2 separate regions of the Homo sapiens genome follow, and region 1 is linked to region 2. Evidence: read pairs that join two places in POLR2A ChIA-PET (ENCODE). Cell type or tissue: OCI-LY7. All regions are shown on one strand. Region 1 overlaps PPP2R5C (protein phosphatase 2 regulatory subunit B'gamma). Region 2 overlaps YY1 (YY1 transcription factor).

Evidence for each region. ChIA-PET counts read pairs that join two places held together with the same protein. Peaks named below come from ENCODE experiments on the same cell type or tissue, not always from the same donor. Only the 100,000 strongest peaks of a DNase experiment are listed, where the experiment ranks them.
Region 1: POLR2A ChIA-PET joins it to region 2 with 5 read pairs; 1 of 35 experiments calls an interaction of 5 or more read pairs at or near these places.

The regions. Positions count from the first base shown.
Region 1 is chr14:101,849,232-101,854,231 of GRCh38, reverse strand. The region is part of intron 3 of PPP2R5C (protein phosphatase 2 regulatory subunit B'gamma); the gene reads right to left. Among named protein-coding and RNA genes, the nearest start is that of PPP2R5C, 90 kb to the right of the region's middle. RefSeq lists an enhancer at 2,073-2,182. In OCI-LY7, a CTCF peak has its summit at 4,760; DNase peaks (open chromatin) are centred at 2,359, 3,565 and 4,361; H3K4me3 peaks cover 656 bases; H3K27ac peaks cover 538 bases.
Region 2 is chr14:100,255,946-100,260,945 of GRCh38, reverse strand. The region is part of intron 1 of YY1 (YY1 transcription factor); the gene reads right to left. Among named protein-coding and RNA genes, the nearest start is that of MIR6764, 19 kb to the left of the region's middle. In OCI-LY7, a CTCF peak has its summit at 2,791; a DNase peak (open chromatin) is centred at 4,265; H3K4me3 peaks cover 3,706 bases; H3K27ac peaks cover 4,011 bases.

The DNA.
Region 1 (5,000 bases), 1.6 Mb before region 2:
CCATGGGAGTGGGGTGTACTGCCTGTAGGATCCTAAAACACCATGAGAACAAAAATTTTATTCCTAAATACTCTGAGAACTCAGTGGCTGTGCAACTATTTGAAACGAGTAACTGTCATTACAGCGTTCAGGACTCTTCACATTCAGATATCCAGTCTTTTTCAATGAAAAACGTTCATTTTTGGAATTACCTCTTTGCTTGCCTTCAATTCTCATCAATTCTACACCTTTGTTTGTACCCTAATTTGCCAGGATTACCTTAAATGAGCTCGTGTGTGTTGTCGCAGCCTGTGTATTTGGAGCTGTTTGGCATTCTCACATTCTTGGCACTACAGAGAACTGAGAGTCCACCGTTCTCCCTAAGAGCCACGCTATGCACAGCTTGGCTCCTAAGGAGTAGCCAGTTAAGTCCTTTAAGAACATGTCCTCGCCAAATCCTCCTAACAGCAGTTCAAGCCAGTGCCGTTACCCCGATCTAGAGGCGAGGACACAGGTACGAGAGCCAACACAGCTTGCCTAAGGCCACGGTGCTATGAAGTGGCAGATACGGACACGAGGGCCAAATGTACCCTTTTCAGGGAACTGAAACTCAAAAGGATGTTGGGATCATTCAGAGTGGAGTTAAATCACTCTTACATGCCTCAAAATGCCCTAAAAGCATCATTCGCGTTATAAACACTGCACAGTAACTGATACTCAGAATAAAAGACTAAGTTGTCATTCAAACACAAAAGCAAATTTATTACAATTAAGAAGGAAGAGCAGAGTAACACGGTTTTTAATAAAATTTCTATCCAAACTGTTCTAAAAGGCAAGTGAATTTCAATTCTTCTAGGCTTCCAGACAGGGTGTTTCTGTAGAATTTTTGCTTATAGACCATAAGCAGATATGCCTGTGATTATAATCTCATGAGCTCTTTTTTTCATTTCTTTTCTTCATTTAAAAAATCTCATTTGACTATTTTTTTTTTAAAAGAATTTTACTGTTTTAAAAAAAACCTGTAACAATGAATTGGGTAAAAAAGTAAAAAACTGCATCCTTGGGCCCTATCAAATATTTCCATTTTTTTTTGAATACAAGTTAATTTAACAACTTCTTCATCAACATATTTTAAAAATCTTATTTTCTGCTGCGTTGACAGGACTGTACCACGGGGAAACAAAAATGGGTGGAGGTGGTGGAAGAATATGCTTCATACCTTTACGTATTCTGATTTGTAACAGTAAAGTGTTATTACAAATGCCTCATACTTGTATAGATCATTTTAGCTTTTCCCATTATTTAATTAATATGTTATTGTGAATTTGAGACAATTTCCAAATATTTCAAGATAAATCCTCAATCATACCCCGGAGCAATATACATGGACATACTCATGCAAAACCCGTAGGAGAAGAGGAGAAAAGACCCAGGGCATCCAAAATGACAGAAAGAAGGTGGAGATAAGAATGTGCTATTCTGGCCAGGCGCGGTGGCTCACGTCTGTAATCCCAGCGCTTTGGGAGGCCGAGATGGGTGGATCATCTGAGGTCAGGAGTTCGAGACTAGCCTAGCCAACATGGTGAAACCCCATCTCTACTAAAAAATACAAAATAATTAGCTGGGTGTGGTGGCAGGTGCCTGTAATCCCAGCTACTTGGGAGGCTGAGGCAAGAGAATCGCTTGAACCCGGGAGGCTGAGGTTGCAGTGAACTGAGATCACACCACTGTATTCCCACCTGGGTGACAGAGCAAGACTCTGTCTCAAAAAAAAAAAAAAAAAGAAAAAGAAAATGAAAAAAAAGAAAAAAAAAGAATGTGCTATTCTTTAAAAAACGTATTTACTAAAGGGAAGCCTGTTATTAATCAGTGATAAATAGAGATGTTTAACAAAGATCTCCTTTAAAGTAGGCTGGGAGCATTCCTGTCTAGCTTTATACATGCTCCTGGTCCCAACAGTCAGGGAGGTACAGAAATTGAATGCGTTTCACTGGTCAGTGATATCTAGAGTGCAGGGTGAGCCTGGGGGTTACTCAAGATTGGAACGTAGGAAGAAAACAGCAGGGTGTCTATTTATACTTTCTTCTACAAAGAACAAGAAATTACAACATACTAATATTCAACAGACAAATTTACACGCAGTGGAGGTGTGTGCTGGAGGTTGTTTTTGCTGCCAGGCAAGCGTGGACAGAAGAGTTTGGAGACCACTACTGGGCAGTGAAGGCTTTTGTAAATGAGTCCTAAACGGCGAATACCACAGCCAACTTCACCGATGTTGCTAGCAACATGTACCTCAATTACAGAAGGGAGTGAGAGCTGTGACATACATGCTTAGCCACCAAATCATAGAATATGAGGAAGTAAGGCTGAATTACTAAATTGTCACTATGCACCAAGAGGCATCATGTAAACTGTGGATAGGAAACTGATTGAAAAAAAGAAGCCAAGCCCACATTTACATGAAAAGTCTTGGTGGTCAAAAGAAATGCTCCAAGACACCATAAAGGACCAACTTTCAGCATGGCAGCTGCAGAAAGACAGCAGAACCAGGACTTTCTGCTGCACAGATGTTGGGGCCTTCCAAATAAGCATTACCCCGATGGAGCAAGGAGACACAGCTGCAAAAACTACCAGCCTAGACAGTGACAACTCAAAAGATACCCCAGAATGTGCAGGCTCACAAGGGTGGGAAGTACTCCCTGGTCACTCACGTAATATTCACTAAGCAGCTGAAGCAGCCAAGTTTCAAACACAGAGACCACAGCGTCATCAGGTCAAGCAGCACCCTCAGCTTCCATGCACGTTTTTATTTTTTTTAACTAGAGACAGGGTCTCACTATGTTGCCCAGGCTGGAGTACAGTGGTATAATCCTGGCTCACTGCAACCTTGACCTTCCAGGCTCAAGCCATCCTCCTGCCCCAGCCCTCTGAGTAGCTGGGACTACAGGCATGCACCCACACCCAGCTAGTTTTTAAATTGTTTATAGAGACACAATCTCACTATGTTGGCCAAGGCTGGTCCTGAACTCCTGGGCTCAAGTGATCCTCCTGCCTCAGCCTCCCAAAAATGTTGGGATGACGGGTGTGAGCCACCATGCCAGCCCCAAGTGTATTCTTCCATGCAAGGTGCTCCCAGGGTCCTGGGGAGGTCTATGCAAGTCGCGAGCCCACAGACAAGAGATCTCACGCAAAACAGAAAGAAGCGCTCAAGCTCTCGGAAAGGCAGGAGCCAACATTTAGCGACGGTGCCATCTTGTCTTTCAAATGTATTTATTCTTAGTACAAAACGAGTAGGAACAAAGTTGAACTAACAACTTGGGGCAAATTTGGGATTCATCATTAATATGTACTAAATTCCACTCCCCTCTATGTCCCAGATGAGGAAACTTAGCAGAGGATGAGTTTCCCCCACCAAGTAAACAAAAGCTCAGCAGTTCTATTTTGTTTTTAAAGATAATATTCACATGCCACTTTTTGAAATGACCATTTCTCCATGACTTCTAGTGTCTCCTGTGTCCTAGAGCAGTGTCTGTGCAGGCAGGGCTCTCTCTCTTCTTGGCCACTGCCTCATCCTGCACCACCTGGAGTCTGAGTTTCTAGAGCCCTAGAAGACTTAATGTCTGGTTGATTCCTGCACCTGGTCCCTCCTCACGTTTTCACTGCTCATGGCCCTTTATATTTCCCATACAGATCTGGGGAGAACTTAAGAATTTGGCAGGATTGAGTCTTCCAATTCATGAACATGGACTGTTTCGCCAATTACTCAAGTTCTCTTTAAATGTCTCCCAATAAAGTCTTCTAATTTTCTTCTCAAAATGTGCAAAACATTAATTTTCAGATTTTATTCTTAGGTATTTGCTATGTTTTGATGTGATCGTCAATGGTATCTTTAAAAACACTTAATTTTCTAACTGCTGTTGCAATACAGAAAAAATGGTTTTTGAGTATCACTTTTACATGTAGCTATCTTGCTAAATCCCTCTGGTTTTCCTTTCATCTGCAAGTCCCCACATTGTTCTTCTCTTTCTTATCTACTGCGCTGACCAGGACCTCTGGGCAACGCTGAGAGGAGCAGTGAGAACGGCCCCTTGCACCCATCCCCGACTCAGAGGGGAGCTTTTACTAGCTAACCATTGATTTGATGCTTGCTCTAGCAGCCTGTGGATAACAGTTACCCGAGTAAGAAACTGACCTACGGATTCAATGCTATCCCAATCCATATTCCAACACACACTTCTGTGGAACTGAATACATGGATTCTAAAATGTATGTGGAAATGCAAGGGGTTAAGACTAACCAAGACACCCCTGAGAAGAACCAAGCTGGAGGACTTGCTGTTCCAGAAATCAAGACTTCCTGTAAAGCTTCATGAATGAAAACAGCCAGGCTCTGTGCTGTCACACAGGCTCATGCATAAATCGACACCTGACTTGTGACAGCAGAGGGTTGCAGAGGAGTGAGGAAAAGTCGGCCTTTCAACACGTTGTGTTGGGACAACTAGGTACACAGGGACAAAAAAGAAAGAAAAGAAAAGAAGAAAGAAAGAAAGGAAGCAACTGGATCAAATTATATACATATATCTACACTGAAATTAAACATTTTCCTTCATCAAGACATCCACAAGGATGAAAAGGCAAGGCACAGGATAGAACTATTTGAATACATATAACCAATAGACTCATATCCAGAATATATAAACATGTCCAATAACTCAGTAAGAAAACTTCAGAGTACAAATAGAAGAATAGGAAAAAGTCTTAATCAGGTTCTTCACAAAATAGATCCAAATGGCTAACCACGTATGAAGGGCTCGTCACTCTCATTAATAACCACCAGAGAAATGCAAATTAAAACCACTACGGACAACACCAAATAGTGCCTCAAGGAGCTGCTTTGTGGCTGGAGCCCGAACACCACCCATGGGCGGGGCAGTGCATTATCAGTGGTGTTGAGGATACACGAGGTTGACAGCCAGGACAGCACTCCTGGCATACCACCTCACGACACTCACATACACGTCC
Region 2 (5,000 bases):
TGCATGCCTGTAGTCCCAGCTACTTGGGAAGCTGAGGCAAGACAATCACTTGAGCCCAGGAGGTCGAGGCTGTAGTGAGCCGTGACCACGTCACTGCGTCACTGCAACTTCAGTCTAGAGCAAGACTCTGCCTCCAAAAAAAAAAAAAAAAAAAAAAAAAAAAAAAAAAAAAAAGGACCAGGCACGGTGGCTCACACCTGTAATCCCAGCACTTTGGGAGGCCGAGGCAGGTGGATCACGAGGTCAGGAGATCGAGACCATCCTGGCTAATACAATGATACCCTGTCTCTACTAAAATACAAAAAATTAGCCAGGCGTGGTGGCGGGCACCTGTAGTCCTGGCTACTCAGGAGGCTGAGGCAGGAGAATCGCTTGAACCTGGGAGGCAGAGCTTGCAGTGAGCAGAGATTGTGCCACTGTACTCCAGCCTGGGTGACAGAGCGAGACTCTGTCTCAAAAAAGAAAAAAAAAAAAAATACATATATGTGTGTGTGTGTGTATATATATATATATATATATATTCATATATTCAGACCCCATATAATTCATTTCCCATATCTCAGACACCAAATCCTATTGATCCCCTTTAAAAGATCTCTCGGCCAGGCCACAGTGGCTCATGCCTGTAATCCCAGCATTTTGGGAGTTCAAGACCAGCCTGGCCAACATGATGAAACCCCAACTCTACTAAAAATACAAAAATTAGCCAGGTGTGGTGGCGGGCGCCTGTAAGCCCAGCTACTCGGGAGGCTGCGGCAAGAGAATTGCTTAAACCCGGGAAGTGGAGGTTGCAGTGAGCCGAGATTGCACTCCACCCTGGGCAACAGAGCAAGACCCCGTCTCAAAACAAACAAACAAACAAACAAAAAACACCAGTCTTCCCTCTTTGATCCACTGCCATCAACTTATTTCCTATTATCTCAAACCTAAATGACTGTAGTAGTTTCTTAATTGATTTTCACAATTATTTTCTCTAGTGATACTGCAAAGGATAAACTGGCACAGAAAATATAGCTGATATATTCTCACCCATGGTATAATCCCTTCAGTGCTGCTGTAAATTATTTCAATCTGGCATTCTGGGTCCAATGCTGTCTGGTCCCACTTTAACAACATACCTGGTCTTACCTTCTATTTCTCCTTTGCACATGCCTTCTATATTCTAACCAGCTTTTCTCATGGGTTAAATTCACAAGTGCATGGCAGGAGGTTTCAGTAAGTGTGAGTTTTGCTCTCTCTTACCACCTCTCTTCTCAACCCAGCCTCCCCTCCAAAGTCTAGCTCAAATTCTAGAGAATTTGAGGGCATGTTCATTTTATCAGTTCAGTCTTGATTCCTACCTTTTCTTTGAGCTCCTAGATTATTCCCTGACAGACTCAATCATTCCAGTTTGAATTTTTGTTGGTCTTGCCTCTTTTTTTTTTTTGAGACGGAGTCTCGCTCTGTCACCCAGGCTAGAGTGCAGTGGCACAATCTCAGCTCACTGCAACCTCCGCCTCCCAGGTTCAAGTGATTCTCCTGCCTCCACCTCCCGATTAGCTGGGACTACAGGCACACACCACCATGCCCAGCTAATCGTTTGTATTTTTAGTAGAAACAGGGTTTCACCACGTTGGCCAGGATGGTCTCGATCTCTTGACCTCGTGATCCACCCGCCTTGGCCTCCCAAAGTGCTGGGAGCCACAGTGCCTGGCGGGTCTTGCCTCTTAAGGTAGAGCAGAAGTGCCCAGAGGCCAAAAACAAGTCTTCTTCTACCTTTGATGCCTAAATTAGAAATAGGTACTCCGAAATTTTCAAGGCTAACTGCAAGTTTTTGCTTCTCAAATTGTCTGTCTCACCAAAAGTAGTAAAATAAAATATTTCAGAAGTGAAACTGGCTTCAACTTTTACCTTGAATTACCTTTCCACCAGTGTTAAAAATCAAGACCAACAACCAAACCAAAACGAAATCTACAACCACCAAAAACTACATATAACTGCTTAGCACACAGCTTTCTGACCTCAGAGCAAAGCTGGAGTATGAGAGGAAGATCAAGATAGAACGTAGGTTCCATTTGATTCAAGTGGTCATTATCAAGTTCAATCACTCTCAGCAATGAAAAGCACTGAATACAATTGTAAACTTTACATGACTCTAATTCCACCACTCTTCATTCTAGGAAATATAATTATACATCATTACAAGGAATCACAGATTTTTTTCATTTTACTGAGGAGAATGCGCAGGCACAGAGAGGTTAAGTAACCTGCTCAGGGTTAACTGGCTAGGAAGTGGCTGATGTAAACTCATGAGGGCCGGGCGTGGTGGCTCACGCCTGTAATCCCAGCACTTTGGGAAGCCGAGGCGGGCGGATCACGAGGTCAGGATGATCGAGACCACGGTGAAACCCCGTCTCTACTAAAAATACAAAAAACTCATGAAGTCTACCCCTAAGATTTATATGCTTAACTGTTAAGCTCTGCTGCCTCTTGTTCAGAAAGAACACTAGTGATAATATACCCAAGGTTATCCATTCACAGATGAAGACTATCTATTCCTAGGTGGGGCCTAGGAAAAAAATAGCTGGATGTATTCCGAAAAAGAGACAGGAAATATGGTTACTGACCCTAAGACACAAACCCAGGACTCAAATTCTTTAATTTCATTCCTGTTCCCAGGGCTGCCTGCTCCTACTGACACCCCCTGCACGTGCCCATCCCTCTAGCCTGGCACATCTACTTCTACATCAAAACTTTCACGGGGTACAGAAATACTTTGGTGGCCAAGGGAGCTATTTGTCCTCATGTTTTATATTTCTTTCTTTTCTTTTTTTTTTGACACAGTCTCCCTCTATTGTCCAGGCTGGAGTGCAGTGGAGCAATCATGGCTCACTGCAGCCTTGACCTCCAAGGTTCAAGCAATCCTCCCACCTCAGCCTCCCATGTAGCTGGGACCACAGACGGGCACCACCATGCCCAGCTAATTTTATTTTTTGTAGAGATGTGGTCTCACTATGTTACCTAGGCTGGTTTCGAACTCCTGGGCTGAAGCAATCCGCCTTGGCCTACCAAAGTGCTGGGATTACAGGTGTGGGCCATGTTTTATATTTCTGATACAGAATGATAGCAATGTTGAGAATCAGTGCTACTCTGAATAAGCTACTGATGAAAGTGTCTTAATCCATTTGGGCTGCTACAACAAAAATATAGATTAGGTGGCTTAAGGCAACATTTATTTCCCACAGTTCGGAAGCTAGAAGTCCAAGATCAAGGTGCCAGCATGGTGGTGTTCTTGGTGAGGACCTACTCCCTGGTTTGCAGATAGCCATCTTCACACTGTCTTGTCACATAGCATAGAGAGAACCAGAGGGCTAGCACTCTGGAGTCTCTTTTATAGGGCACTAATCCCATGCATTAGGGTTCTACCCTCAGACCTAAATTACCTTCCAAAGGACCTACCCTCTAATACCATCACATTGGGGGTTAAGATTTCAACACATGAATCTGGGAGAGACACAAACATGCAGTCTACCCCAGAGGGCATGTCTCAAGTGTGCTGAGACAGAAGACTGAACTCATGGCATAAAGGAATCACAGGCTAAATGATTATTATCATTAGTTCTACACATATTGAGGGCCTCCTATGTGCCTGGCATTGTTCTGGGCACTGGGAATAAAAGCTAGAAACAAAGTATCTGCTCTCAAGGAACTTACAGTCTAGTGAGGGAAGTCAAATGAGGAAATACTTCTTGAGTGGGGCTCAGAACCCAAATCTGAGCAATTCTAATATTGAAAGACTGAGGAATACTTTGCAAAGGAGACTGAAGAGGTATATCCACAGGTAGGGAGACAACTAGCTCTGTCTAAAGAGAACTTAGCGACATATCAAGTGCAAGTGGCATACACTACCAACACTGAAGAATATCAAGAACCCTCAGGATGGTCACTAAAATAATTCAGAATCAGAAACCAAAAAAATATATGAAAGAAGCCTAAAGTAGACGCTGACAAGACTTTATGACCTATATCAGGAATCAACTAGTACAGCCAGTTGGCCAAATCCAACCTCTATATTTCCACGGTTTTCGTAAAAAAAAAAAAAATTGTGGTAAAATATACATTACCATAATACTTCTCATTTTAACCATATGTAAGTGTACAGTTCAGTGCCATTTAATACATTCAGAATGTGTAACCATCACCACTATCTATACCCAAAATATTTTCTTCATTCCCGCAAAAAACTCTATACCCATTATGCAAGAACTTTCACTTCCCCTCAGCACCTGCTAACCTCAATTCTACTTTCTGTCTCTATGAATTTGCCTATTTCAGGTACCTCATACCAGTTGAATCATACAGTATTTGCCATCCATGCCTGGTTTATTTCACTAAGCATAATGTTTTTAAGACCCACCTGTTGTAACATATAACAACATTCCATTCCTCTTCATGGCTGAATAATATTCTGTACATACATACCATTTTGTCCATCTGTTAATGGATGGAGAAATAAACATGGCTAGATAATTAATCAGATGGGTTGGGGAGGAACAGGGATGCCAAGTATGCCACCTGAGTTTCTTGCTTCTAATTTTTAGAAGATGGTGGTGTCATTTGATGAGATGGAGGACAAGAGTGTGAAAGAGATGATGTGCAGAAGATTTAGAGTTCCTCTTTGGTTTGAGGTATCTGTGCAAAATCTAATGGGCAGACCTCAAAAAGGCAACTAAATATGCATGTATAGGGGATAAGAAACCTAGGTCAGAGAGAATTATATCGTAATCTGTGAGAATCACTGGCATATAGATGTTTTTTTTTTTTTGTGACAGGGTCTGGCTCTGTTGACCAGACTAGAGTGATCATAGTCTGCATGATCATAGCTCATTGCAGCCTCAAACTCCTGGACTCAAGTGACCCTCCTGCTGCAACCTCCCAAGTAGGTGGGACTACAGGCCCACAATACCATGCCTGACTCAGACTGCATTGAAAGCCCCAGAAAGACATTGTAAGATTATCTA